Regions from separate parts of the Homo sapiens genome. Here region 1 is linked to region 2. A link is a loop called in an ENCODE intact Hi-C map of the cell type or tissue named here. Cell type or tissue: GM12878. All regions are shown on one strand. Links, peaks and the distances in the headings refer to the core of each region. The heading gives the core; the rest is flanking DNA.

Region 1 (16,019 bases), core at 5,256-13,255, 63 kb before region 2:
ACACACACACACACACACACACACACACAGAGTCTCTGAAGCTTTACCTTTTCTAATGACACAAAATTGTTGATTTTTTTAATTTTTTTTCTTTATGAGGAAAACATTGTAAAGCAGACTGCATGATTCAGAGTTGGTTTATTAAAATTGAGAAACAGTGAAAAAAAGGAAGGCAAGGAAGAATATATTTAATATAATTTAAGTAGGAAGAACATAACCAATTCTATTTTTTTACCAGTTAGTCTTTTCACAGTGTATTTATGCAATGATGAGGGATTATTTTCATTTCAGTGGTGTGGCAAGAGGTTGAATTACAGAGGGATATATATGATGGTGAATCTTAAAATTATAAAACTCTTAACAAACGCTGCTTTAAATCAACCTTTTCAGTGTAACTGTGGAGTCTTTTACTGATGCAGAACTCAGTTTTTCTTTCAGTTTTGTTTTAGGGATTTATTAATTTATGACAAACTTTAGTGATAGGTTGAGTAGTAAGGATATTATCTTTGTTGGAGGAAAAACAGTCTTTATTATTTTAGGCCTATGGGCTCATTTTGTAACTAGGGAAAGATGATCAAGGATTTTTTTCTTGCTTTCAAACTTAATTTTATTTTTGCAAAAGAAATTGTTTTCTCTTTGAACTCCCAGAAGACTGACAGAATCTTTGGATTTTATGTTTAGATTTATAATAGTGTTGATGCTTTGAAATTAAAATAATTTTTAATCTCTTACTTGATCTAATGGTTTACTACCTTTTGTCTTATATTTTTAAATGAATTAAACTATGGTGATGTAGTTAACATCAAATCATAATGATAATTTGTTAGTTAAAGGCTATTTCAGTCTATAAAACTTTGATTACTAGAATTTAGCTGTGGTTTTATGAGTTTTCCCATATGATTGCCCACAAATTTTTAGGTTGACTAATATTGTAAATTGTTTAAACTGTTCAAAGAAATTACTTAGCAATTAAACCTTCAGCAAAATTGTAATTCATTTTAAATTTAGCACGGAGGTTTGATGCTGTTTCTGAGGAAAATAACTGAACATAACAGTGAAATATGTAAATTCAGTATTTTCCATGAACTGTTTCCCATAGGACAGAAACAGTCTCAGCACTGTGGGCATAGGAAAACCTTCCATTAATGTGAATTAATCTTGCAGTACAGGATCCCTTGAGAGAATTCCTGCCCTTGACATTCATTCAGATTTCATTCATTCAAGATAAATTTTAAAATTTTTGTTTCATTCCTGATTTCTAGCACTTCAGGTTTTAATATTTAAACTTGAATGAAAGTAACTGAAATCATGTAACATTGATTTATGTTAGATATTACCTGTTGTCCCAAGAATTGCATAACCTGAAAACATTAAAAGGAGTAAGTTGGACATTGACAGCAAAAATATCATATAACAAGTCAGTATCTCTTTTCATTTGCAATAGGTAGAGACAGTGGTAGTGCTTTTGTGCATTTATATTGTTTGGATTAGCATTCAGTGTTTCTCTGCAAACTGTAATGATTTGCACACATATGCATACTGTCCTGCTTTGGAGAATGCGTATGCACCTGTATCCTACAAGTAGCAATAGGATGAATATTCAATCAAAGTTTACATATTCAAACATGTTTTAGATGTATTTGTCATTCTTAGGTTCTATTGCAGCAGTATTGCCGTTGTTGAAAAAAAAATCCTTTTTTTTTTTTTTTTTTAACCATTTTATTAGCCAAAGTCTACCAATGCCATTGCTTTTTGGTTACCTTACATTTTTTCCAAAAATACATGGTCCATCTTGATCATTCATTTCACTGATGAGTCCTGGCTTTCAATAACTTGAATAACAATAGAATATTTTTCATCTTTGAGGAGAGTCCAAAGACAATTCTTTGTATACACACACAGTGAGTCTTTCCATTTTTAAAGTCATGGAATAAAAATATTCCTAAGGATATAACCTGAGCACAAATCACATTTAATGAAAAGATAGACTTACTTAAATTTCATGAGTGAGTTCTGAATTTGGTCTGCTTTTTGTAATTCTTGGTCTTAATGCTTCTATTGTAGTTTTGTTATTCTTATGCTAATTTTGTGCATTCCCCTGCTTTTGAGTTTGCTGATTAGATTGTACTCTTTTATTGTTTTAATTCAGCTGTTGTCTTTTTTATTCTCATATTATTTTTATTTTCAGATTTTTTCCAATAAACAAAAGTTTAGTCACATTGTTCCCTCTTCCACATTTTTTCCAGTTGTTGAGATCTTCAGTCTTTTTTGCTTGCTTTCTTGTAGATTTGCTTAACGGAAATGAACGTTTAACCTCTTGCCTCTTAAAATTCATATTCTCCTTGCCATCTATGGCCTTCCTAATTATTTAAATTATTTTTAGAAAAATGAACAGTTCAAAAAGAATTATACGAAGATAATTGTTTTTCTCGTGATGGGAGAAGCCTAAAGCCAATCTTAGTCATTTCTCATTGGAAGCATATATAAACTCAGTTTGTTTTATATACTGAAAGTTTTTGATTAGTTTGCTTCCTAGGTAGAATGGAAGCCCAGTGTCTCAGGAAATGTTTCTGAAATTAATACGATTTTTACATTGAATGTCTCTGATAACTTGACTTCATTTGTCAGTGATTTGCCCTATCACTGATAACTTTTATGTCATTTGTCAGGTTATTGTTTCAGGATGGAAATAATTATGACCATTATTTGTAACTCAAACATAGCTTGTTAACAGACAGATTCATTATACCGTTTTTTTTTAAACTCTATAAAATGTTTCAAAGAGTCTCTTCCATAAATTTAAAGCAATCCTAGACATTTAGGCACTTTGTTAGGTTTTCTTTCCCCGTTAGAAAATAAGCAGTCCATACTCTTAGTGATATTCTATAATTTCTTTTTGGAATACTTGGAAATAGTAATATAATGATCATTAGTGCTTATGAATTTTTGTCTTGATCATCAATTATCAACTAATTTTTAAATTGTTTTTCTCTTGAGTATGATTAATGATTGTGTACCTGAAAAATGTAAAACATTCAGTTTGTCACATTCCTTTGTCAAGGTATATGAGATTAATTTTATAAATCAGTATATATGAGATTAATTTCATAAGGCTTCATTTATATTTTTCTTTCATTATCAGTGTGTTTTCATGGAAATCTAGACTTACTGTTTATATTTTATATATACTTCGAGTATCACAAACGTGGGCCATGAAAATGGCAATGTAATGGTATCAGTGAAACTGATTGAAATAGAATGTTCCCTCAAATCATTTGTTGGATATTTAAGTTTTAATTTTTTATTTTCTCTTACAGGTATATTCAATTATATCCTGAAAATGAAAGACAGTTAATTAGGTTATACCTATAGGTATCTACTTATCCCACCTGTAGTTCAAATGCAGTTTATTGTTTTGATCAGAATTTCACACCCGCAGATGCATGTCGAGGTCTCTTGGTTGGTGTGCATTTGCTGCCAGTGATAGCTGTATGGTATATAGAAGCCAGGGCTAGTTTATGAACTTCACATGGAAGAGCGTTTTGTAGTGTCAGTGGACACCTATAACCTCTTTCAGTTACCGCTTAAATTGATGCTACTCACTGTGAACATGACAAAAGGAGAGTGTGAATTACTCTGTATGAACAATAAACATTCCAGAAATCGTCCAAGTACATAGTTCCTTCAAAATGTTCTGTTAGCACATGACCTTGCTAGAAGAAAGTGCTCTTCCTTAAAAAATAACCATTTTCTTTTCCTTTTCATTTTTGTCAGAATTCTTAAAAAAAAAAATTTTCCTTTGCTTAAACAAAATAGAACCAACATACGTGAATATGAAGGATAAAATAAATAGAATCTCAAATCTTTTCACTGAAAGTCACTGTTAGCTTTCTGTAATGTCCCTCAATGAACATCTCTCAATTCTCATGTATATATAAATGTACATATAGTTATACTACGTACAAATATATTTACAGAATGTTTTTCAACTTGCATTTAGTCTATATGTTATGGGCATTATTCCATGTCAATTTGTAAATGTGAGTTTACATAATTTTAGTGGCCTTTTAACCTATTGTTTATGTGAATCATGATGTTACTAGTTAATAGGCATAGTACATTTTTACTCTGTTAACAATGTTACATATACATTTTTTCAAGTTATTATTTTCCTAGTGTAAATTCTACACTTTGAACTGTTGTGGAAAAGGCATTTTTATTTTGTTGCAGATGAATAGTCTTCCACTGAATGCTCACAACCGACAATGTGTGGTAGTTGTTTTGTTGTATGTATTGGAAGGAGAGGGAAAATATTATATTAAAATCCAAATTTTATGTAGCAGAATAATTGTAAGATTTCAGAGAAATTTCTAATTTGCTTTGCTTCAGGTCAGTTCGAAAATTTTTCTCTTACTCTTCCTTTTTGTTAACAATTGTTTGACGGAAAATTTTGTGAAATATTCTAAGTGTTTGACAAATAGTGGATATCCAGTGGAAGAAAACAGTAACACTAAATATATTTAAATTGCATATTTTTATGTCGCTTAGTTTTAATGCATATGCATGTTTTATAGAGCTTTTGATGTTCCAGGGAAACTGTAATAATTAAGTTTGCAATACATTGTCAAGTTAAGATTAATGATAAATATGGTAGTCTGTTCTGACATTAAGCCAGCAATCAACCAACCAATAGTAGGAATGTGTTTTTTTGTTGTTGTTTTTTTCTTTTTTTTTAACTTTGCCAGTGTGTAGGAATTTCAGGGTATCTCAGGCCATATAGAATTCAAAAGTTATAAATTTGGAGTGGTTATAATGTTACCTTTCTTTTTTTAAATAATTATATTGAGACTCATTCTGACTGTTCCAGGGTGGTAGCTAATGAGAGCTAAGTCCAGCGTTACCACCCCCTTAGCCAGTTTTGTTACCTGTCAGAGTCAAAAGAAAGCCCTGTAACAGCCTTGTATTTCAGTGCTTCACTCAATCCTGAGCTAACTGGAGTGAGGGGAAGACCTGTTTGCTCCCGTGCTCTTGGGGAGATGGATTTGGGGCTGACATCAGCACTGTGGTGGTTGTGGGTTTGTTCTTCCTGGCACTTCGTCCCTAATGGGGATACCCCGTTGGTCCAGCCCTCTGGTTCATTGCAGTGCTAGTGCTGGTGCTGGTCCTGTCATCGATAGGGAGACCCTGGAAACTTCCTGTTTTCTGAGAAGAAGGACCTGGTTATCAATGGGCATCTAGAATGTGTCTGTGGGATTTTTCTCTATAAAGTACTGAAAGTGACAAAATTCATTTTGCATTGTTGAGAATGCATAGTGTTTATTTTTAGGAGAGGAATATTTTCTTCCTATATTTTAGCAATTTTAAGTTGATTTTCTGCAATGCATTATGTTATTTCTCTGATATCTTACTAAATTTTATTAAAGAATTCGAAAAGGCAGATTTTAAAGAATGGGTCAGTCTTACCAGAAAACATACAAGCTTATTCTGATTGCGCATGAAAGAGAAAGTTTAGTATTTCTAGTTTGGTCACATTTATATGTTTTACAAACCAGGGAAGCTGTGTTGTGTTACCTTGGGTCTGTGTGTCAGCTGTGAATGACAGAGATAATGTGGTTTTTATCAATATTAATACTTTCTGGAGCATGGTTTCAAAAAGGTCAGGAATGACGGAGCGAAAAATGTTCACGAGAATGCTTTACAACGTGCCTTGAAAACATGAAGCAATTTAACAAACTTGATTGTCCTTGGCTTCAGAGTAAAGGTTGCATATCGAAAGATCGGGACGTTGCCAGGAATACAGAACAACAGGAACGCGTCGAGTGCCTCTGAAGCCCAAAGTCTTTGTGAGCACTTTTCATAACTGATGGGACCTGCAGTGGGAGGATTGGCTGAGGACTTATTTTGGTTGAAGTTAGACATATTTCATTGTCTTTTTTTTTTTCCTTTTATCTGTGTACTTCTTTGCATACTTGAATTCATTTGTGTGATGTAAATCATCACACAAATGTAGGCTAGTCTAGTGATTTTCTGGAAGGAACTGTTATTTTAAAAATTGAGTACTCAGTTTTATAAAATTGTCATCATCAATGAGTTAAAAAAAAAAAAACCCTTAATGATTCAGGGTTTATTTAAAGCTGACTGTCCAATCAAAGTTTTTGTAAGCATGCCATGTGACAAATGCCTGGCATATTCAGTAAGGAACATATTAATTATTCTAATTAACACATGACTTCAGAGAAGTCTTTCGTTAATCAGCACATGGATCTTGGTTATTTGTACCCTTTTGGGAAAATTTCACACTCAGATGCAAAAATACCAGGCTAAATACATTGCTTTGTTTGTATGTGGAGAGGATATTCATCACAATGGTACTATACATCTAAGAAAACAGAAAGTAATTAAAATGCTGATTACTATAGCCAGTCTCTAAAACGTCTGATTATTTGTATTTCATATGTGCTCACATTTCTGAGAAGTTAGCTTTTGTACCACAACCTACCATGATTATCTGATATTCTCCGGAAGGTTAGCCGAGTTGTTTCCTATATTACTTAGGAAAAAATTTCTTTTCACAATTGAAAATGTCAGCATCAATTTAAAGTAACACTAAGCATGTGCTTGCTTTCTGAATATTATCCTCCTCCACCTCCTTCCAACCACCCTGCCGAGGATCTGGCTGTGACAGTTTGATTAGATCATCAATCCTCACTGTTAACAGCACTTTTCCTGAACACCTGGGCTGCCAGGTCACATCTGAATTCAGCTACCGTTGTTTCAGTGACCCGACGTGCATTCACCATAGCAATTGACATTATGTGCACAAATTAAAAGTTACCTTATAACAACAGTTTACTTTAAAAAATGACCTCTTTTTTCCCCCCATGTTGAAGTTCTGCTGTGTTATAGGAGGTGCATTTTTGTATGATGAAAGACTATTTTAGAACATAGTCACACACCTTGATGAAGGTGTTTCCTTTTTCTTTTTACTTGGGCTTTCATTTCAGAACTTCTATAATGAAAATAATCGTCTTTCATCTTACTCTTCTGCTATTTAAAAATCTTTGATTGCATTTTTAAGATTTGATTACATTTTGGATTTAAGCCTAAGTAAATAATTGAATTTCTCATATATTGCGGAAAATCTTTCTGCTTTCTGCTCCTAAATTCTCCAGTTGAACTGTCACAATAGTCTGATTTACACTTTTCTATTTATAGTTGTAGTGATAAAGATAAATACCTACTTACATTTTCAATGCAAATTGTCTAGTAGCAGACTGCAACATAAGCATACTGTTAAATCTAGCATTATCTGATTTTTTGATTCCATAATTATCTTTTGTTTTCCCCACAACTTTTTATTTTTATAATGGGAAGAGTAAAAATATAAGAATGTTATCAATACATTTATGATACTTTGGAGTAGAGACCTGACTTCTGTTAAACTGAACCAAAGTTTTCCTGTTGCTGTTTGATCATTGTTAGGTGGGAATGAACACCATCTGTTAAAGGGTCTCCACCTGGTATAGGTAGAGACAAGAGTCAGTATAAATTATATCTGCAATTTTAACTGGAACTGATTATAATGTTTTGAAGTCATTCATTGTTCATTGTTTTAAGACAGATTTGAGCATTGTGCAAGCAAATGAAGATGTTACGTTGTGTGAGAAAATTGAGATACTCCTACTTGACTTCTCGACTCGTCCTCTTTCATTCTTTGTTTAATGGAAGAGCTTATGGATGTATATTCTACAGACTTTACTATTTCCAATACATTTTTTTCCTAGTGATGTAACTCTTTTTGTTAAAAATTTTCTTGAGTTTTTAAATGATTTATCCTTATACACTAGAACTTGGGAAAATATCTTAAAATAATACTAAACGAGTAAGATTATACTTTGTAGAACTCCAAGCCATCACGTGTGCACTTAGGTTTCCTGCCAAATCTGGAGCAGTGGCTGGATGGCGCAGGGCCTGCTGTGACTGCAGGCCCACACCTTGGCTAGGCCGCGCCCCTTACTTAGGATTACTTAGGTTTTCCTTAGTATGGCTAATGTTGATTGTCTTTATCTTATCTCAGAAAGTCTGTGGCAGTTGTAAACTCTCAAGCTTTTGACAGTGGCACAGTGTGATATGTTGGGAAGTTGATTCACCTGTCAACCTGGTTGTAATTCACCAATCTCTGCTTTAGCCTATGCCAATGGGGGGTTGTAGGAGGAAGGCGAGAGCCAGGGGTGGAGGACCTGAGTTCCAGTTGGTCCCTAAGTAGCTTTATTTCCATGGACATAGCTTTTTGACTCTCAGAGCCTTAGTTTCATTTTCTGGAAAGCAGATATGATAAGATGTGGACTGTTGTGAGGATCAAACAAGATGATAAATGAAAATACTGTAAGGGAAATAAAATGACAACATGTCATAGTGGATAAAGCTCTAGCAGAGGATGATTAAGATCCAGTACCTGAGTTTAAATCCTGTCACCTCCATTTTATTAACTGATGCAATTTGTCCGAGTTACTTAACCTCTGAAACTCCGTTTATTCAACTAAAAATATAAGGAATAATACTCCCTTTAGAAAATTCTCATAAGGAGTAAATAGAGTGAGACTGAGTAAGTGTCCCAGCAGAGTGCTTGACATGTAGAAGCTATTCTAGGACTATGAGTCACCTTTACCTCACACCTATGATTAATTTAGCAAAAATTTTCTCAGGCATGGCATGGTTTTAGGTTCTAAGAATGGAGTGGTGAGCAAAATAAACACTTCTTACCCATAGAGCTTACATTGTTATGGCAGAACTGGAAAGTAAGTGAAGAAGCACATAAATAATTTCAGAAAGCAGTAGATGCCATGGAGATAATAACGGGAAGCAACAGGTGATTGTAGATAGATTGTTTACAGTAGGCACCTCTGAAGCCTTTTTAAGGCTTTTCGGGCAAATTAGCCTGCATTATTTGCAAGAAGTAATGCAAAGAGAGTCCCTGTATTCTGAGGCTGAGTAGGAACGTGAATGATGAGAAAGGCAGCATTAAAGAGTATTCTAGGTGGAGGGAACAGAAAGTACAGTGAAACTGAATTAGGAACTGAAAGTGTTGGGCTGCATGTGCTGAAGGAGGGTCCTGTGGCTGTAACACACATACAGGCCAGCTTGTAAAGAGACATGAGCAGGGTCCCGAGAGTCATGGAGGTAGTCTTCGTTGTGCATGGATATTCATGGGAAGGTTTTCACAGGGCAAGCAAGACTTTGAACAGTCACACTAGTTATGCTATAGTATGGTGCTCAAGTTCCCCTATGATAGTATTTCAAACTTCTGTATCCCCTGCCCCAGTTGTTGGCAACTGAGTATTTTCATCCTAAGTACAGAAGTTGGACAGGATATAATTTCAAGTGTAGAATAAAAATTGACATAGTAAAGTAATATTTGTACCACTTTAAAATGTATCCAATAGAATGTTAACACCATGATGATTTGATTCCCACCGTCCATTCATTTAAAAGTACATGAATAAGTTCTTTAACTGTCAGAAAATTTGTTTTTCTTCTTGAACTCACATCCCTTATTTCCCCCACAGATTTTATTGTATTTGTATGTGGACATATTTTAATGATCATCTTATCATTTCTGGGTATCAGTACATACTCACGGACACATACATTGATGTAAGGTTTTTTTAATTGTTTTATTTTTAAAAAATAAAAGATGAGGTCTTACTATGTTTAGCCTAGGCTGGTCTTGATCTCCTGGGCTCAAGCGATCCCCCACCTCAGCTTCTCAAAGAGCTGGGATTACAGGAGTATGCCACAGCACCTCACATTTTTTTTTTTTTGAGACAGAGTTTCACTCTTGTTGCTCAGGCTGGAGTTCGATGGCGCGATCTCGGCACACCGCAACTTCCGCCTCCGAGGTTCAGATGATTCTCCTACCTCAGTCTCCCGAGTAGCTGGGATTACATACATGTGCCACCACGCTTGGCTAATTTTGTATTTTTAGTAGAGACAGGGGTTTCTCCATGTTGATCAGGCTGGTCTCGAACTCCTGACCTCAGGTGATCCACCGGCCTTGGCCTCCCAAAGTGCTGGGATTATAGGTGTGAGCCACCACGCCCGGCCAGCACTTAGCATTTTTTATATTTTAGTATCTTTGCTCATAAAGCTCTAAGTGTTAAAAATGTGTAGAAAGGATTATTGTAATTACTATTAAAACGATTGAAACAACAAAGTCTATAAAGAGTTTGATAATTATTAAGCATAAAATGTATAATGGTATTGGAATTGAATGACTTACTGAGACTTTAAAATTTTTAAATTTCAATTTTTGTGTCTATGGATGAAATTTATTGCTAGAATAAGGGAAAGTCTAATGGAAAATAATGGTAAATGTAAATGTTACTGAGATACTATAATTGTGGGGCTTACAAATAGAGTTCTAATGATTATTAGCTATATTGCTTAAACAGTACATATGCTCACCTATTGTATATGTTGTTATGATAGGATCAATTACATTTTTTTTAAAGTTAATCTAATTCTAATGAGTACATGGTAAGAATGAATAAATAGAGAAGTGCTTGTGCTTGTTGAGTGTCATCACTTTGATAGACATGGGCATTTAGTCAAAGGATAGTACCCAATAAAAAAGCTAATGGTAATGTTCCTCTTTGAAGAAAATAAAAATATTAAATTATATCAGAGACATGTTTCTTTTACTGATGTAATATTGGTCTGTGGGGAATAAATGTAGAATTTTTCACCTCCTCCTCCTCCAAATCATAAACAATGTGGAGCTAACACAGACCGAACCGTGGGTAAATAAGAGTGCTCTTTTTCTTACCTCGCATAGTAAAACTGCAGATAGGGTATGATTTATAACAAGTTATTTCCCAGGATTCTTTTACGAAAAAAAACAGCAAAACGTCAGGTAATCCCACTCTTAGATCCGGCATGCATCTTCGCCATGCAATTTTATGCAAAAGTGAAATGAAATTCTGCTCTCTTTAATATTTCTTTCCTCCTCTTCTTTTACACTGCTCTCATTTAGAAGTGATATCTTTGGTTGATAATTGTTCGGGATTCACAAGGCAAAAAATTGTTAAGCAAAAGTTATTGTCACTCTCAGCATCCCATTTGCAGTATACCTGAATTTAGAACATCTGAATTTGGGCCAAGTGCCCTATGCCTAATGTCATGCTTTCTCTTTATAGAAATATGTACAAACTAGGAAAGTGCATAGTGAAATCTCTAGGTTTCAGTTTATGGCTCCTTGATTTTAAGAAGGTTTTTCTTATAATGATGGTTTCTTTGGTGTCCCAGTGGTTTTTTCCACTTTGGAGCAAGGTAGATGATGGGCAAGAAGAATGCCTTTCTTCTGTTAAGTGAGGAAAAGGCAGTTGTGAGTTAAATAGGTGGTTAAGAAGAACTGGCGTATGGTTATACTTCAAGAGCTTTCTTAGGCTTATCGATAATACAAAAGATTATTAATGGAGTCTAGATCAGGAATTGGTAATTTTAAACAGTTCTTGCTTATGTACCCTTTGCACATACATACAAAGTCTCCATGTACCATTAGAGTGTATGGAGGTCTAAGCTGGAAGGTCGTAGCATGGAGAAGGAGTGAAAGGAATTAGTTCAAGTGAGAGATGACTGTAGTTAGCACCACAGTAATGGGAGTGGTCAGATTGGTGATAAATGTTGAAGGCAGAGCTGATGGCACTTGCTGAAGGATGGATTGTATGTGAGATGTAAATGAAAGAGGAATTATGTGGATGTGATGGTGCCTTTAACTGAGATGCAAAAGACTGTGAGAGGAACTCATTTTGAGCAGTCTTTGCTAATCAATAGATAGGTTTGAAGTAGTTTCAGACATTCAAGTGGCGATGCTGAACTGGAAGTTGTATGTGTAATTGTAGAAGTGAAGGTAGAGGCCAGGTGTGAAGGTAGAGCCCTCCACTGGGATCAGAAGCACTGAAACTAGTGGGAAAGGGAGAGAGAGATGAGGACCAACCTTTTGGAGCTCATTTAGTGGTCAAGAAGATGAAGTGGATGCTGCGGTGGACTGGAGAAGGCAAGTTGTTAAGGAAGGCAGTTTGTGTGGATATTTTAAATCTGAGTGCCAAAAGTTTTAGATTTAAGCGTCAAAGGTGATGCACCTTTGCTTTTTTTTTTTTTAAATCAGTAATCTCACCACTTGATGTACTGAATGATCATGTAGGATTCTGCTGTGAAATTCATGTGCATTTTAAAGCTGAGTGGCCTTATACAGTCATATCCTGTTCTTGGTCTTAAACTGTTAGAGAAAAGAATAAATAATGTGATTTGATAAAATACTCTGTTTCCACTCAAGTAATTGGTCAGATCAGGCATGATAACACTTTTATTTATTCCTAGTGGTTTTCATTTTAACTTTTTAAACTTCTGGTATTCTCTGTTCTCTAGTTTTGAGAGTCCTTTTGTTTGTTGCCTCATAGTTAGTTTTTAAATTTCAGAAATATCGCCGCATATCTACAACTATCTGATCTTTGACAAACCTGAGAAAAATAAGCAATGGGGAAAGGATTCCCTATTTAATAAATGGTGCTGGGAAAACTGGCTAGCCATATGTAGAAAGCTGAAACTGGATCCCTTCCTTACACCTTATATAAAAATTAATTCAAGATGGATTAAAGACTTAAACGTTAGACCTAAAACCATAAAAACCCTAGAAGAAAACCTAGGCATTGCCATTCAGGACATAGGCATGGGCAAGGACTTCATGTCTAAAACACCAAAAGCAATGGCCAAAAACAAAACAAAACACCAAAAACAAAAGCCAAAATTGACAAATGGGATCTAATTAAACTAAAGAGCTTCTGTACAGCAAAAGAAACTACCATCAGAGTGAACAGGCAACCTACAAAATGGGAGAAAATTTTCGCAACCTACTCATCTGACAAAGGGCTAATATCCAGAATCTACAATGAACTCTAACAAATTTACAAGAAAAAAACAAACAACCCCATCAAAAAGTGGGCGAAGGACATAAGCAGACACTTCTCAAAAGAAGACATTTATGCAGCCAAAAAACACATGAAAAAATGCTCACCATCACTGGCCATCAGAGAAATGCAAATCAAAACCACAATGAGATACCATCTCACACCAGTTAGAATGGCAATCATTAAAAAGTCAGGAAACAAAGGTGCTGGAGAGGATGTGGAGAAATAGGAACACTTTTACACTGTTGATGGGACTGTAAACTAGTTCAACCATTGTGGAAGTCAGTGTGGCTATTCCTCAGGTATCTAGTACTAGAAATACCATTTGACCCAGCCATCCCATTACTGGGTATATACCCAAAGGACTCTAAATCATGCTTCTATAAAGACACATGCACACGTATGTTTATTGCGGCACTATTCACAATAGCAAAGACTTGGAACCAACCCAAATGTCCAACAATGATAGACTGGATTAAGAAAATGTGGCACATATACACCATGGAATACTATGCAGCCATAAAAAATGATGAGTTCATGTCCTTTGTAGGGACATGGATGAAATTGGAAATCATCATTCTCAGTAAACTATTGCAAGAGCAAAAAACCAAACACCGCATATTCTCACTCATAGGTGGTAACTGAACAATGAGAACACATGGACACAGGAAGGGGAACATCACACTCTGAGGGCTGTTGTGGGGTAAGGGGAAGGGGGAGGGGGGAGGGATAGCATTAGGAGATATACCTAATGCTAAATGACGAGTTAATGGGTGCAGCACACCAGCATGGCACATGTATACATATGTAACTAACCTGCACATTGTGCACATGTACCCTAAAACTTAAGTATAAAAATAAAAAAAAATAAATAAATTTCATTGAACTTAATCTTTGCCTATTACTCTGTTAACTTTGTTTTAGGAAGCCTTTATCCTTTTGCCATTGTCTTTGCATGAAGTAGCATGGCAGACTCTCTGAGAGCTGTTTCAGAAAGCTCTGGATTTGTGTCTTCGCTTTTCCACTTAGGATTTGTGAGATGTCTGGCAGTAGCTTAGAATTTTTGTGTGTGAAAGGAAATAATATTTATTTGAGAAGGTTGTGAAATGTAAATGAGATACACATTTTATAATACATAGCACACAAACTACTTAGCAAATTGCTTACAATGACTTCTTTACTCTGTTTCACATATACTACCTTCAATGTAATCCCCCTCTACACCCAGAGAAAACAGCCAGAATTTGGTTTTCCCATATTATTGTTTATTTTTTTCTAGATAACCTATAATTCCTTTGAAGGTAACATCTCTTTTTTCCACCACTTCTGCTTTTATGATTTTGTCTTTGGTTTTCAACACATTGATTATAATGTGAAGTGAGAGTGAGAGAGAGAAAGTTGTGTGAGCGTGTGTGTGTGTGTTCGTTCTATGAGGTTTGATTAGCTTCTTGAATGTAGGGGTTGTTGTTTTTCTGCAGTTTTGAAACTTCCCCCATTGCCTCTCTCTGTACTACCTCTGCCTCACCCTGTTCTTCTGGGACATTTTCGACCTCTGTGTGGATCCCACGTGTCTCTCATGCTATGATCTGTTCTCGTTGTTCCTTCTCCTTACTCTTTAGTTTTTATGATTTTTTTTAATGACTTTGTCTTAGAATTCAGTAATCCTGTCCTTTGATATGCCTTCTTTTAAGCCATCCAATGAATTCTTGATGAAAGATATTTTGTTATTTGGTTCTAAAATGCTCACCAGATTTTTTCATGTAGACTACAGTTTTTGTTGCGGTGCTCCATTTTTTCATCAATTTCTTGTCCCTCATTTCATCTCTTTGATGTGGTCATCATAGTTCTTTCAAGGTTTTTACTTATTTTTACCCTGAATTGTTGGTTACACCTTGCCTGTCTACAGGCCCCGATGGTGTGATATGACAAGAAGGATGGCCCTTTTCTCTGTTAGGCAGAAAAGGGAGGAGTGGTTGCCTTGTCCACAGCAGATTGTGCTGCGCTGGCTTGCAGTTTTAGTAAGACTTGGTCCCTGTGTGGTTTGTCCCTGTGGACATCCTGTGTTTTTGATTGAGCTTGGACAGGTGGGCATAGCTTCTCTCTCCTCAGCCCTCAGAGACTGCATGAGGGCTCCTTGTGTTCTGGGGAGGTCTTGGGCTGAGTGCTTCAGGCTCACACTCTGCGCAGCTTCAGATCCATGGAGGTGAGGCACTGTCAGGTCCATTCGCTCAAACGGGAATTTGTCTTCATGATGCCGTGAGGCCACAGAACACTTCGCTCTGCGTCACCCCCTTCACCCCACACCCACCACCTCATCAAAGCCAGTGTCGTGGGAAGACCTGCTTTGCCACTGGGGTTCCTCCAGTTTCTACTCTGTCCCATCAGCCCAGGGTGAGGGCCGGTATTTCTGCTCATTTTCTCTTACCCCACTGGAGCCCTTCATCTTAGGGAAGCCAGATGTGTGGCTGACCTGGAATCACCAAGTAACATGGGGGAGGAGGTGGCATCTGTTCATAGCTTAGCTCCAAGGGCCCCTTTGTCCGCCTCCTCCTCTAATTCGTCTTGTTCTGGTAGCTCCCACAGCTTACTCAGTATCTTGAAGGACGTGGTGGTTGTAATTAATGCCCCCTTTTTTGGTTGTTGCAGTAGCAGCTTTGGTTTGCAGGATCTATATATCCTATCAGGAAGTGGAAATTCCTAATTTTGTAGGGAACTGAGAAGTTGTAATTTACTAATTAGTCTTTAAAATTGTATGGAAAAAATTCTTAGTAAGTGGAATAGTAGAAGGAAAGTGATGTAAGTGGATGTCCCATTATCTGCTTTCTGTGTTGGATGTGTGGTTCCTACCCTTCATGGCATAAGGGCATATTTCATTTCTAGTTATAACATTAAAATCATGTTTTAGTAGCATTGAGAAAAGTTCAGAGACCAAATAATACTCCTTATTGGTTTTGTTTGTGAGTTTGTTTTTGTTTTTAAGATACAGGGTCTCCCTCTGTTGCCCAAGCCAGAGTATAGTGGTGCAGTGATAGCTCCCTGTAACCTCCACCTCCT
Region 2 (16,019 bases), core at 4,135-12,134:
TGGTCAGATCTGTGTTAATTCAGGTAAAAGTTAGAATTCAGTCAGAGGACTTGTTTACTTTATAGTAATTAAAATGTGTTAATATTTTTGCCTGTGTTCCCCAGAGGAAAAGTTTCTCATTATTTCTCACTTTTTTTTTTTTTTTTGAGATGAAGTTTTGCTCTTATTGCCCAGGCTGGAGTGCAGTGGCACGATCTTGGCTCATTGCAACCTCCGCCTCCCAGGCTCAAGTGATTCTCCTGCCTCAGCCTCCCAAGTAGCTGGGATTACAGGCACACACCACTACGCCCGGCTATTTTTTATATTTTTAGTAGGGATGGGGTTTCACCATGTTGACCAGGCTGGTCTTGAACTCCTGTCCTCAGGTGATCCTCCCACCTCGGCCTCCCAAATTGCTGGGATTACAGGTGTGAGCCACCGCACCCGGCTCACTTGGGTTTTTTTTCTAGGTATTTCATACTTCCACCTCTTCTGCTTGTAAGTGACATTGTATGTATTCCTTAGTGCTTGATTGCGTATTATTTTGAAGAATAATAAATATCAGTAATTAATATAAACTTATTTGCTATGCAGAATATTAGAAATTTGGGGAGATATACAACACACATCTCTACATATTCCATGAGGTGTTTGTCAACATGAGGACAAGTGTTTCTTCTGTCTTTTACCACCTCCAGTTCTTAGCTCTTTTGTTTTTGTGAATAGCATCATGTGAATTCCAGTGGAATGTTTTGTCCTTATCTTTTGGTTATTTATACACCATAAGTCTCCTTTTATTTGACTAGTTGCTAGTCTAGATTTTATGAAAGGAAAACAAAACCATTCTTTATATTGCTACTATCTTTTTATTAAGGATTTTTCAGACTGCAGCGAATTAAAGGACCAGAAGTTATTTTACTGAAGATAACAACTCTATTATGTTTTTCTATTCTAGTCTCACAATTTTAGATGAGACTTTTCAGTTTAATAATTGAGCACCTACTGTATGTAAGCATGATGGAACCTAATTGGGGTGTTGGCTACAGCATGTATTCTCTATTCTTTTGCTGTTACTATTCCACCACCTTTGCATATCTGAACCTCTGGTTTTATAGTATTATAAAGTTATGCCTGGCAGTGTAATTTATTGTAATGTTATTTTCTTATTTTTGTTTTTTTGTTTTTTTAACTATCTTAGACAAATTAAATAATAAAGAAACATTCAAACCTCTGTCTCCTGCAAGTCAGGTCTCTTTATTCCTGAGGATAATTAAATAGCATTTGGAGTGCATGTAGACTCTATGGGCAGGAAATATGACTGAGATAGAATTGTTCACTAATTATGATGGTTGGTTGGGCTGCAGCCACATAGATTGATTAGTTTTTTCAAAGATTACTCTTTGATTACTCTTCGTTAGAACCCTTCCTTCTTCTTCTGGAGAGGCATAACCTTTGGTAACATGCCTTCAGAAGTTTGAGAGTCGTACTACACCTTATCCTAGGACTGGATTTGGTATAAGGTTAGTGGAAATTAGAATTATAGGGTTTTATTATTGGATCATACTTCGAAGATAATTTATTCTAACTCGACTGACATGTAGAAATTAAGGCTGAAAAAACAAGTAAGCTGCCACTGTCACACAGCTGAGGTGGTGTCAGACTTGGTATCCCTTGCACTTCTGTGGCATGACCTCCTTCAAGCAGTTTGGTTTCCAGTTTTGAATATGTCATTGGGAACATAACTTATCAGAACACTTCTCTTCACATCCTGAGCCTTTGATAAAATTTAATTATGTAAAATTATTGAGTTTTATGAACATTTCTTAATCCATAATTTTTATGACCTTACTGATAGGCACTGTAAATGATACCAAAGAATGAAAATCAAAATATATTACCTTGCATTATTTCGAATTATTTAGGGAGTGTGTGAATATGAAAGTAGAAAATAATTGAAGTGTTAATGTTTATGAGGCAGTGTTGTATCAACTTGTGAGTGGCAAATAAGATCACAATAAGATGAGGATGCTTGCGTAATGTAGAAAATACAAGTGAAATCGTAAGCAAAGATAGGGCATTAGAGAAAGCCTGTCTGGTCTCTAAAGTTTGTTGACATATTTTTTCCATTGAGCACCTAGAACCATGTCCTATAATATGGTGATTGTGTTGTTACTCACTGCTAAGAGAAGATTCTTTAATTGTAATGAACAATATCTATAATTAGCTGTCAGCTCCATAGGGGGATGTATTAATATGAGTTCCCTGCATCTGTGAATACTTGAACCATCTCTTGAAGCCTCTGCTCCTATCTTTGCGCAGATGCTGTACTCACCACTCACCTGGGACTCTCCTTAGGCACCTGGCCAGGTACTTGGCCAACGCTCAGAGCTGACCCTGGTGTCACTTTCACTGCTTTTCCTTCTCAGAGCCAAAAGAGGAGTTGTCATTTGTGTGTGTGTAATTTCTTGGACATCAGTTCATTTCCATCTGAAAAATGTTTTAAAAAGAGAGACAGTAGCAATGTAAACAGTTGTGTGGTTTTGTTTTCTTTTTATCATAATATCTAAACTAGCAAGCGATTTAACTTTCATTTTTATTCTTTCCTTGCCCATAATTGAAAAAGTCCCTTTAATTGTTAACCTCATTTTGATAGCTTCAGTTAATTCTGTATGTTTATGTTAGCTTCCCTAACACTATACTTAATGCCAAATATAAATATATTTTATCACCTACATCCTTCCAGTCAGTTTTGATTATGCACTTAATAATATTATAAAGAAACTTAGTTTAATATTTTGAATGCTGGAAGGTACATAATAAATGATAATGTTATTCCACATGGCCTTTTGTTGCAGGTATTGAAAAATTAGTATAAATGATCTATATCCAGTATTTATTGATGTCTATCTGAATTTATCTTTTCAAAATAACTTAGAATATATGAGAAGTAGATTAAATCTGCAAATCTGTTTTGTAAAAAATTCATAATTGCACACATCCAATTTTAAAAATAAATTTCTTTTGTAGTGAAAGTACGCTAAATTAATATGTAATTGCTTGCTCTATGAGGTTTTTCCCAATGATACCTCACATATGTGTGTATTCTCTAGTTTTATTTGTGTTTCATTGCCAGTTACCTCAAAGACATTGCTTAGTGGAGGCATGTGTCAGAAACAGTGAAAAACTTGATAGTATTTTATTAACTACTTATTCTCAGTTGCATCACAGTTTAACTTTAAAACCATAAAACTTGTTTTTATGTTAATTCAATCTTTGTATTTTCCCTTGAACTTACGATTTACCAAGGAACAAATAACTCCCTACAACATGATCTTTCAATATGTCTGCATGTCAGAATATTATGATTTAGAGCAGGCTGTGATCTATGTCGGGTTCTACTGTGTCTATGTTGAATTGGTCTACTGCACTAAAATCGCATCTTGGTGATGCTCCAGTGCACAAATGCCCCAAGATATTTACTCTAGAAGTGTAGTGTAACTGCGGCTCTTTGGACTAAGGTCTCTGAAAGGGTCAATTTTGTACTGAACTCTGGGATTACTGGGTAATACATCTCAACCTTTCTAGCTAATCTTACCTTGAGCTCAAATGGTTCCTTAGATCATCCTGACATGCTAGAAGGCCGAGATGATGACAAAGTCCAAGACAATGAAATGCCTAAGTGTGGAAAGCTGCCCTTCCTAACTGCAGCAAATCACACACAGTCACCATCAGAGAGGACAGTCCATTCTAAATCTAGCATATGTACTCAAATTTCTTGAAATTATGTATCCATAATAGATACATAAAGACCTATAGGATAAGTTGCAAACATAGCGTATTTGATTGTATATCAGTTGTATGAGTCTATGAAACACTTCTGGGTATTACCAGAATCAATTTTGTGAGAAATAATATATATATATAATTTAAAAAATTATTTGTATGGAATTTCCACTTGTTCGGTAGAAATATTATTTTATTCATTGATTATTTTATTCATTTTATTGTATTCATTATATTTTATTCATTATATTATTTTATTTTATTCATTATATTATTTTATTCATTTATTATTTTATTCATTGATATTTAGTGTAAAAGTGGGCCTTGTGGCATGTACCTGTAGTCCCAGCTACTCCGGCTGAGGCTGGAGGATCCCTAGAGCCCCTGTGTTTGAGACCAGCCTTGACAACATAGTGAAACCCTGTGTCTACCCGAAAAAAAAAAAAAAAAAAAAAAGGAAGAAATTTAATCCACCATAGTTTGAATCTTGCATAAAATCACATTACAGATTAACAATAAATAGTGATGGTTGTCATCCCTTAACTAATGTCCCAAGGTCAGAGAGTTAAATACACTGGTGTCAGTTAATGGTTCTAACAGGATTCTAGTGTTAATAAATTTAAATCCCATGTGTTTTGTGTCTAATGCAGACACTACTTATGATCAGCCGTGTTGTCTTTGGCATATTAACTTTGTTTAGAAAACTGCTACTGTTTGTAAACTATACGATATACGATAGACCTTTTCTGGAGAGTTTGACCTGGCACGAATTGCTGGCAAGAAACTATGACTTTCTTATTGCTGTTTTAAACAGTTTGTGGAATAGTTATCTTAATTTATATTTATAGAGCACTGATGATGTGGACTATAATGCAAAATTGAACACGTGTCCTGTGCCCAATGTTGTAGAAATATTGACTCGAATACATACCAGGAATAAAAATTCCATGGTCCTTCTGAGGCTCTGAGAGGCTGCCGAAGGCCAGACACTTACTAGCTGCTTTTTCCTCACCAGCATGAGTATCTGACTGCAAATGTGATTTCTGAACCTGTGGCATGAAATGAACTGAGCAGTACTGTTCTTATGAAACCATCGGGTTTATTAGTAAAGGGTTTGGGATAGTTGATTCTATGCAGATATACCGTGTTTTTCCATAATGTATGTTTTTACTAGTAAAATTTTATACAGTAATATTAATGAAATATTTTCTAGCCATACTATTATATCAGTACAGTATAAATTCCTTACTAGGGCTTTTCCAAACTCTGCATATCAGTTTCCTGATGAGTTAGACTGTGATAATAAGTTGAATTGGGACAGGTTTTATTCATAGCTTCCATTAATATGCCAGTTTAGTATATTGTTTAGTATGTTGAAATGTAAAAGAAAATAATGTTACTAGAGTTGACTTTGTAGTTGATTTCTTTTTATTTATACTTTTCTTTTTTCTGTAAGCCTATTTTTGGTTTATGGATAAAATCCATCGTAGTTATATTTGTTAATTCATTCTAATGCTGTGAATAGTCATCTTAAAATAATGTCATCTTAAAAGTTATTAAAACATTTTCCATTGACATGCAAAGGAAACAGAGGTTCTCAGCTCTCTGAAATGACATTTTGTATCATGTGTAGGTATATAGCTTGAAGCACAGCAGCATTGCTATAGCTAACATGCTGTTTAGTACATTACTTGGCCACATGTTAGAACGATGTCATCATAAATCTTGGGTGAGGGCATTGTTATAGGAGGTTTTTCCATAGACATACACATATTTGTGGGTTGTATGCATATGTACTGTATCTTTCTGATCATGGGCACCTGGGAAAGATAAGGCTGCATTTAGCTCCTTAGAAAATTATAGTTAAATAATTGTGAAAAGCAAGCACGAAGAATGATAGGAAAGAAAAAGAACGAAAAACAAAGAAGAGATTGTTGGTTGCTTTTGTCATATATACCAAAGCCAAACTTCTTTAATTATCAAGAACATTTTAATCTGACTTTTAAAATTGTGCAACTTGATTGCTCGTCCTATGTAGCCTGTTCCCCCACAACCCCCGTCAGCATGGTTGGCTCACTGCTCTTGCATACCACCTGGCTGCCTGGGCCCCAGAGCTTGTCTCAGTCGCTGCTGTTTCCATCACACCACTTGGCTCTGTCCTTGAGACTTGTCTGAAGCCCCACCTTAACAGTGAAGCCTTTTTCAACTATTTCAATCTATGTGTATTGACCCTTTTTCTGAACAGCTTTTAGAGCTTTTTCAAAAGTCCCACATACTGTGGGGTTCTGATGTTCTCATTATTTCAGTGACATTAGTGTTGACCATTGAATCATAGGATCCTTTTGGGGAGGAATAGATGTATTTTATTTATTTATAGGTTTCTACATAGCATGGATCATTGCTAGACACACAGTAAATCCCCAAACATAATTTCTTATTGGTTGGTTGATAGAGAAGTAGCTGAACTATAATAATTTGAAGATGGTTAGGATTGTGTAGTAAATGTCCAAAGATTGAAATTAAGGCATTTGGAATGAAGGTGTAAGTGGGGATTGAAATACATTTTATCTTTTTAGCTCAAATTATGTATATCAGTAAGAATGATGACTTAAAAGAAATTCCCTTTATTTGTTCTTTAAATAGTAATATTAGTCCAATATTAGTAACTATTATTTTAACTTTCCTTACATAAATCCAGTGGCTTTTTACCTAACCTGAAGCAATAAAATTTCATTTAGCTCAGACTAGAGAACTGTGGCAGTTTAATATATGTCTTATTCTCCAGGACTTGACTTCTATGGTTAGTTAAAATTGTTTCAACTTTCCAAGCCCTGCAGCCCTGCCATACAGTTGAAAGGGGGTAGTTTTAAAAAGGACAGGGCAGCCTCTGACTGGAATGGGTCTCATATGCAGTATAATTCCTTCCACCTGTTCTTCTCATGTTGAAGTTTTAAAGCTGTGCAAGAAACATGAATAAGTTCAGAACTAAACCAACTTCTTGAACCCTGAGAATGGGGCTTAATGGACCTTTGTGTGCCTACAACATTCAGTGTGGGTTCTTTTACCCTGTATAGATGGGGTTTTTTTAGGGGCAGAAGTGGGGGGATTTGAACTTTCATCCAATCCAGCAATTGGTAAACTGCAGCTTCCAGGCCAGAGTAGGCCCACTGCCTGTTTCTGTCAAGTTTTATTGGAACACAGCCACATTGATTTGTTTATGATGCTTTTGTGCTACAACAGCAGAGTTAAGTAGTTGTATCAAAGACCTTATGACCACGAAAGTTGAAAATATTTACTATCTGGTCCTTTACACAGTTTCCTAACCCCGATCTAAGATACTATTGTGCTGGTGAGTATTGGATGCATAGTGTGTGGTATATTGGGGAAAATTTCAGCTAAAATTAATTTGGTTGGCCAGAGTTGATGGTCTCTTTGACAAAGAAAAATTTCATAGCAGAGATTTTGAAAGATGAAATCAAGTCTTTGAGGGCACAGCAATTGTAATCCTTGAATGTTTTCTTTTAGAATGAGTCATTCTCTTGGTTCTTAGTAGACTGAGGCAGCCTGGGGTTAATATTCTGCTTAATGCTCCTCCCAGAAGTTATTTTGACAAAAAGCTTTTTAACCCTTGAATTGAATTGAAAGGGCTAGAAAAATATGTTTCACAGCTTTTAGAACCTGAGTGATATGTTAAGAGGTATAAAAATGACAGTCTTTGGCATGAGTGAGGTTAATTTTCTTTTCCAACTAGTTAACAAGGATCTAGCCTGTTAATTAGGCTAATTATCACCTGTTCAGGGCAAAAATGTGCTCAAGACTCTTGGCTTAAGTAGGAGGCTCCCTGGTGAACTGTTTAAAAGCCCTCAGGGGAGGTTTTTCAACTTTCGTCTTGAAGCCACACTAGAGCCTTAGAGTTGAATTTAGTAAATGAAACCTTTCTATTCTTAGGTCTTTGTGGCTTCTTAATACGAATTATGCTCACATTTTATATATAATCTGAAACAAGGAACTCTCAAAGTCTAGTCTAACTTAAATGATCTAGATATTAGTATTATCATGGAACATTTTTGGTGTCTGGATGTAACTTCATTCATTGAGCAAGGTTTTTATTTAGCCTTTGTACACACACGTACACACACAAATGTTTAGAAGGAAATGGTCAAAGATGACTGTGGTCTTATCACAGTTACTGTTATTTAGCTATTAGAGTACCTTTTTGATTATTAAATTTCTAGACAGTATTGGGAAATTTTTATTTTCCATCTAACGTTGCATGTTGAATTTAAGCACGATATATAGTATTTTGAAACTCCATAGAAATATGGTGAACAGGTTACTATGGAATTATTTGGGTATATTTAATGTGGTTCTAGTGTCTGTGTTGTATGAAAGTGTGCTTAAAGTCTACAAGCAGTATTGTAATTTCACTCAGATGTTTCCTGGACCCAAAATACTTTAAGTATCTCACAATTATGATGCTTATAGATACTGAATTTGTTGCTGTGGCAGGATTTTGTGAGTGTCTTCATTTTGCTTTCTGGTCTTTTGGGACACTTTCTAAGCACACGGCGCTCCTGTGAGTCAGTTGGGCATGGTGGCCGGTCGGCAGTGCTCGTCCCTGTGTGCCTTCTGTGTGCTGCATTCTTCACAGAAGTGATTGTTTTCAGATACAGTTGCAGCTCTGAAGAAATTCAGGTGGGAACCCTTCTAGGCAAAGACCACTTCATTTTCATTCCCTCTCTTAGTATATTATCATATAATTATTAAATTATTATCTTGAAAAAAGAAGGCTTTTATTTCAAAGAAACTGCCTGTGAATTGGAAGTCTTTGAGCAACTTAGAAATTGTTATAAACTTCGTTAGTACATTGAGCTGTTTTGCTAGGAATTATATAAATCTTGCATTGTTTTCATAGTTCTATATTTTGTTTATTCAAAAGGATAAGCAATACCTGTCAGTTTTTTTTTAACATTAGTGTAGTTTTACAGTAATTTTTAGTCAATCAACACATTTTTGTCACAGTTTTAGAGGATAGTGACCACATAATTTTTAAATACTTTGATAAAATTTAGCTCACTCTTTTATTAAAATTTCATTTGGAACATACCAGATCTTTCCCACTGGTGTGGTTTTTGTAGATATGAGTTTGTCTCATATACTAATTTGAAAAGACTGGTCCAAGTTATCATATAGAGAAGTTAAGAAATATTTGATTGTCTTAATTAAAATATTTTGAATTACAAAAATTTTCAAAAATAAACACTTTGGAAGATATTAACATATAGTCATATTTATTACAGATTTCTTTCTTTCTTTTTTTTTTTTTGAAACAGAGTCTCAGAGTCTCACTTTGCTGCCCAGGCTGGAGTGCAGGGGTGTGATCTCAGCTCACTGCAACCTCTGCTTCCTGGGTTCAAGCGATTCTCCTGCCTCAGCCTCCTGAGTAGCTGGGACTACAGTTACGTGCCACCATGCCTAGCTAATTTTTGTATTTTTAGTAGAGACCGGGTTTCACTGTATTGGTCAGGCTGGAGAGTTCTTTCTTTTTAGAAACAAAATTTTAGAACTACAGTTAGCACTGTGCTGCCGTCAGCCCCGCCCCCCTCCTCAGCATCCGCCCCGCCCCCCTCCACAGGCTGATCAGTGGTGAGATCTTCCTGCTTTTGCACATGGACGACCTAGGTTTACATATTTAATACTGTTTATTTTGTTGCAACATTTTATATAAATGATACAGTTTCACACCCAACTTGTTTTTTAATACAATCACCTTTTTGAGATTTTTAAAAACCCATACTAATAAATGTAGCCCTAGTTTATTCATTTTCACTGTATTATAATATTCCATTCTGTGATTAAATTCATTGTTTGTCTACTCACAACCTGACGGATATTTAAGATTGTTTAAATTTTAATGGGGGAGATATTTTTTGGGCACGGCGGCTCACACCTGTAATCCCAGCACTTTGGGAGGCCGAGGCAGGCAGATCACGAGGTCAGGAGATGGAGACCATTGTGGCCAACATGGTGAAACCCTCTACTAAATACAAAAAATTAGCCAGGCGTGGTGGTACGTGCTTCTAGTCCCAGCTACTTGGGAGGCTGAAGCAGGGGAATCGCTTGAACTGGGAGGCAGAAGTTGCAGTGAGCTGAGATCGGGCCACTCTACTCCAGCCTGGTGGCAGAGCGAGACTCAGTCTCAAAAAAAAAAAGAAAAAAAAAAAAAAGAAAAGATATACTAGTGACTCCTCTTACTGGTAAAAAATAAAATAATAAACCACTTTTATTAAAATACCTGTGTCTTTATATATGTGAGATGTGTGCCTATTTTTCATTAAGTTTTTAATAGCAGAATTAATACTTTGCCTAAAGGATATAAAAAATTTAAATAACATTTAATAATGTATTTTGAAGAAGATGAATAAAAAGCCACCTTTTTAGGATACTTACCTTAGTAATGTGGAAACATAAGGTTATAGATATAACTGAAATTACACATTATATATTTTGACATAACTTGTCTGATATTTAGACATTCAAAAATAGAAAAATGCTCTAACACAGAGTTTCTCTGAGGCCAAAATATCTATTAGGACAGTGCTATTAATCCTATAATCATAATTCAGTTCCCTACTTATTCTTTAACTTTATTCATGACATCTAGCAACACCAGGTGAGAGTTTCTAGTTATTGTCATAGAGCTGACAATGAGGATATTTAGTATTCTGTCTTCAAAATTTTCAGTCTAAAGATGTGGATTTTCATTTTGACTCTGTTATCAATCATATAATGAGAGAATTTCAGAGAAGGAATACCTTGGCATGTGCTGAACACCCTGGCTTGCACCTCTGCTCACTGATTTTAGCAGGTAGGTGAGCTAAGGCCAGAGTCAGCCCACATTTAGTAGGGTGCTAATGAAAAAAACAACGCACATAGTAGTGAAGAAAGAAACCTCTCATAAATATTTTGAGAATACTAGAAAAAGTGCTTAGAATTTTAGGAACCCCTTATTTAATTTAGAAATCCTGCCAGGTGAGGTGGCTCAAGCCTGTAATCCCAGCAGGAGGACCGCTTGCACCCAGGAGGTCCTGAGGCTGCAGTGAGCAGTGATCATACCACTGCTCTCCAGCCTAGGTGACAGGGTAAGACCCTGGCTCTTAAAAAAAAAAAAAAGGAACTCTTTTAAATTTATGCTAGAAGACTAACTCGTAATTGACTTCCATGGCATAGCTACGTGCATGAGAAGGGGCCTTATTCCAAGTTTAGCATAACAGACATCTCAGTGCCAGGAACTCTGTAATGAAAACGCCTGCTGAGAGGACACTAAAGGTATTATGTAGAACATTCAGAGTTTACCCATGTTGCTCTTGAGAAGTCTGGATCCATTTTGATTTCTCTTGCTTGTGACTTTGTTTCCTTTTGAAACCTTTAAGATCTCTTTATATCCAAGAGAAACATCTAGTGAAGCCCAAGGAAAGGGAAGATAAGAAATTGCCCTTTTTCATTTCAATTCTGTTAGCACTGTTTGGCGTTTTGAACTTGTAGTAAGCATTGTAGAGTCACTCTGTTACCTAAGAACTGCAGATGGTATTGAAGCCCAGCTCTCTCTTCTGGGCTTCAATTTTCTGGGCCGTAAGAACATGGGTGAACCATATACCATCATATTATGCGTGCTTGTGTTATTTACCCTCTCAGATTGTAATCTTTACATTATTACTAATTATTCATCTTTGCACATCCCTCAACTGACCTATAAAACAATCTTCACTAGTGAATTTTTGCAAAACAGACCTCTTTAATATACTGTAAATTCAGTTATGCAAGAAATCTCTCAGGAAAGTCCACCATGTGGGGATAGAAAAGCATTTAAAACATTGAATCTAGCCTAGGGTAAGCCACAGGGCTTGGCCCTATCCCTGGTGGCTGGAGGGGCATCTCCTTGGGGGGTGGCAGGCGAGGAAGAGTCACAGCCGGCGAGGAAGAGTCACAGCTGTTGAGGCCTGTCAGCACCTTTGCCTCTAGCTCCGGGACTGTGCATCTCCCGTCTCTGATACCCTCCCAGCTAGCTCTGCATTTCCAGTTGTCACCTGTTTTTAAATGTCTAAATTAAATGCCACCTCTGGGAAGCCTTCTCTTATCTGCCCTGCCCCACTGTAATTGCTCTTCTTTTAAATTTATAATGGCATTTAATTTTTTTTTCTGGCATTAAGTTTATTTTTGTGAATGATTTTTCTCTTAGTAGCCTGCAATTTCCTTGAAAGCCAAACCTGACTCCTCTCTTCGTTTGATTTCTCTGTGCTATGTGGAACAGTGTGTTGGGGACAGTGGGTATTCAGGTGTTTCTGCTGTCCAGCCAGAACACACACTGATGTCCCTCTTCTCGCAGGGTTCACCCGGCAAGATAGAGCTGTATGCATTATTAGCTCAGGTTTCGCCCAGGGCTCCTCGTGATAGACTTCCTGCAGGTCCCCAGGAGGACCAGGATCCCTTGGGTGATGGTAGAGGTCTTACTGAGTTGCTGTGTGAAGGCAAATATTTTAGAATATTTGAGACTCAGAATTTGTGTAGTTCCAGAGAACACCCCATTGTTAAGTACGTCTTGATCTTTATAAGGACAGTTTACATAGGTAATACCGGTTCTTTTTTAAGTGCCAGAATGAGCTTATTTATTTTCATAAAGCAAATTGTAGAACACATGAGGTTTTCTGAAAGTCAAGTGGTGGTCTTAGTTCTTTGTTATCTGGCTTTTGTCATTTCACGACAGGCACAAGCTTTAGTTTAACATTTTTATTACATAGGAATAATAGAGTACATATATTGAGGTTTCATAGATGTAATTTTGTTAAATGTACATCACAGTAGATTTAAAAATGAGGGATTTATTTTGTCATTCATAAAGTTGTAATAAAATCTGGAGAAACTATTTGTTAAAAGATAGTATCTACTTAACCTCCTTATTTGTTTCTTGTAGGAGAAGGTTAGAGCCACAATAAATACATGAGGAAATAAGTAGATAGGGGAATTTATCTTGGAAATAAGATCCCTGTCATGGTTTTGAAATGTTAAATGCATGAAGACCCGTCAAAGAGATATACGGACGTGATTTTTTTTTACAGTGCATATCCAAGTATTTAGTTATATTTGTCATTCTCTAGTACTAGTAAGCAATGATCCAATGATATAGTAATTTCAAAGTTAGTCCATGTTAACGGGTGTAAATATAGTATCTCTTTACATATATAGATAAATAAATTGGCAATTTTAATATTAATGAAGCATTTAACTTATATGGCAATTCTTAAATATTTAACTATTTTTATTTCTATTACATTTAAGATCTACCTTTTGAAAATATAACTAAATAGAATAAAAGATTTTTATAAAAGACAATTTTATAATTTGATTCATGGGAATTTGTGATATTCCGAGTGATGAATTTGTTAAGGTAATTCACATTTGCCTCAAAATAGGGAAGTTAATTATTTGGACCCTGGGATTCTTTATCAGCCCTTATGGGGCTAAGGAAATTTGTAAAAGTATGGTTAAAGACTCTATGTGAAAGTATACACTCAACATCTCCTTATTCATATCATAATTTAAAGCACAGATTATATTAAACTCATAGTTCTGATTGCATTAAAATGCTAAAATTTATGATAGCCAACCCAGCTTGCCAGACACTATCTTTGTGGCATCGTGCTTGTCAACTCGTTATAATATTTTACTGTTGATTATTGAGTTTTACTTTGCTTTTGACTGTTCATTATTCTGAATTAACTGGAGAGTATTTTATTAGTTACAGGGATTGTTTTAAACTCATATTGGAAATGTAAAGTAAATGTTAGCAACTATTTCATGAATGCAATTGAACAGGGGCAGAAGATCAAACAGAGGAAGTATTCAAGGTTCTGTTGGTGGTTCAGAGTTCCTTTATTATTAAAGGTATTGAAAGGTCTTAAATGGTAAACCTGAAATATTATATTGTATAAGTACTAATTTGTTATTTTCAGTATTTTTTTTTCATACTGGAAATAGTTAAGGTTTATTTTTCTCAAATACTGATTTTGTAAAAATGTATAGTTACGATCTGTTTTTATTTTTATCAAACGAACCTTTTTATGTACCCACATGGTCACACAGAAGGACCCCTGGTTCAGGAAACACCTTTGGGGTTTGCCTTTTCTTCCCTGCAGCGTAGTGCTGCAAGGCCGCCGGGTGCATGCAGGAGAGGCCCTGCTCCAGCCGTACAAGCCGCACACCAGCAGACAGCAGGGCTTGTCTGAGTGGTTGAGTATGGATAGCATTTCATTTAGCCTTTGCTCTGACAGCCCATGCCCTGGATAAGTGGTGTAGGCCTGTACAGGTGAAATCTATTCTCACTTTTGCCTCAGGGGTGACTGGACTGTAACAGAATTTTTCAAACCCGTTGGGCCCAACCGCAAAGCAGAGAATAAATGGCTGAAGTGCCAGGCCTCGACAGAAAAATCAATGCCTGGTTATACAGACATGACAGACCAGGCCTGCAGTGCTCCTCGCAGAGGCTGCGTGTGCACCGCACCTCAGGGTTCGCACACGCGCTGCCTGGGGCCTTCGGTGCTGGTGTGCGGGCCATATTTATATTGTTTTCTCTCTCCTTCATGCAGGAAATTTACATGCCACTTATGTGATAGAAGTTTCACAGAGAAGTGGGCCCTGAACAACCACATGAAACTCCACACGGGAGAAAAGCCGTTTAAATGTACCTGGCCCACGTGCCATTACTCATTCCTCACAGCCTCCGCAATGAAAGACCACTACAGGACGCACACAGGTGTGCCGCGCCGCCTTCCTATCCCAGGAGGCTGGGCAGAGGTAGACTGGGTGGACTGTGGGAACAGAGGCATTAATTATCCCATCTTCATAGTAATCAATGGAAATGATGTCCTGCTTTAAGATTGTGGTAATTATGTATTTATAGGTATGGTATCATTTCATTATTTTTCAGTGAGAAGGCAATTTTAAAGTGACATTTGTGCTTGTGTGTGAATGTGTTTACATAAAATAAGTCTATATTTAGAAGCTCATTTATGGTGTATGTATGTGTATATATATATTTGTATGTGTTTAACATGTCTTTTTAGAAGATCTTTATAGAAGGTCATATGGAGAGATTAAGTTTTCAAAGAGAGCTAGTCTTGTGTTTTGTTACTGATATAAACGAATTTCCATAGTATGTTTGAACATTAATGAATCTTGGTTTTATGTACCGTTTTAAGAAACTGTTACCACATGAATATTTTTCTTCTGAGGAGGATACTGTCAGATCCAAGAGTTTTTGATAATTGATACAAATACTTGGATAATTGATACAAAGACACTAATCCGCATTTAGCTACTATAATTTTTTTGGAAAGTTATTAAAAATGTTCAAATTCACATACATTTCACATCAGAACATGTAACAGAGGGTGTGGAATTTCCGCTAATTGGTATGTGGAGCAACACTGAGCGTACATCTTTGGTAGGGGTGGTGCCAGAACTCTCAGTTGGGCCCTTGTAAATGTAAATCCCAGTAAGACCCTATTGTGATGTTTGTGATTTCTTTTTTATAGTCTAAGTCTAGTGGGCCCAAAACTTCCTTACAAGCTTATATTTGAGTCTCTCCCTAGAGCATTGTGGCCATATTCCTGTGAGCTGTTTGATATTTTTGTGGTCTTCCTTCTCTTTACACCTCTCAGAATGTATTTTGTTTCAGGGAAAAAAAATAATACATTTTAATCAGCATTCCAAAATGTTCTTCTGATTGCCAAGAATTTTATATTATTGTTAGAAATTATAGGTTAAAAGTTCTTCTCAAGCAGTTTGTGGGAAGCCCAGGCCTCCTTAGCTTCCTTGACAAGGGTGTTGACGATTTAAGGTCTCCAGCCTGCCCTGAGAGATCACTTATATCGAACAGCAGATGAAAAGCCAGTGCAGATGTAATTTATCGTCGGCGTTTCCTTCTAAAGAATAATTGTGGAGACTTGGCTGGATCAATAATATAGATTTTTGTTGTTAGGTCTTGTAGTCTGCACCATAATGAGAGATAGGGGACAGTGGCTGTTTTCTAATAGAAAATAAAGGATTAGTTTCCGTGTCTTTCTACATTTGAATGCAAAATGGCACACTTGAAACTAATTCAAGTTGTTACAAAAAGAAGTCTCCCATTATATCTCTGCTATCATATAAATAGGGCATGCTGAATGAACCCCCTCTAAATTCAAGAAATTTTACATTTA

What was found. Peaks named below come from ENCODE experiments on the same cell type or tissue, not always from the same donor. Only the 100,000 strongest peaks of a DNase experiment are listed, where the experiment ranks them.
Region 1: it touches region 2 in a loop (2.2-fold over the local background); 10 of 110 quality-filtered maps call a loop at or near these places.

The regions. Positions count from the first base shown.
Region 1 is chr18:74,798,210-74,814,228 of GRCh38, forward strand. The region is part of intron 4 of ZNF407 (zinc finger protein 407); the gene reads left to right. Among named protein-coding and RNA genes, the nearest start is that of ZNF407, 210 kb to the left of the region's middle. RefSeq lists enhancers at 7,736-8,935, 8,920-8,969. In GM12878, for the core only: no CTCF peak of the experiment used is centred there; DNase peaks (open chromatin) are centred at 8,722 and 9,052; H3K4me3 peaks cover 965 bases; H3K27ac peaks cover 1,997 bases.
Region 2 is chr18:74,862,792-74,878,810 of GRCh38, forward strand. ZNF407 (zinc finger protein 407) reads left to right here. Exons shown (of 9, transcript NM_017757.3): 5 at 14,406-14,572. Among named protein-coding and RNA genes, the nearest start is that of ZNF407, 270 kb to the left of the region's middle. In GM12878, for the core only: no CTCF peak of the experiment used is centred there; a DNase peak (open chromatin) is centred at 7,630; H3K27ac peaks cover 1,671 bases.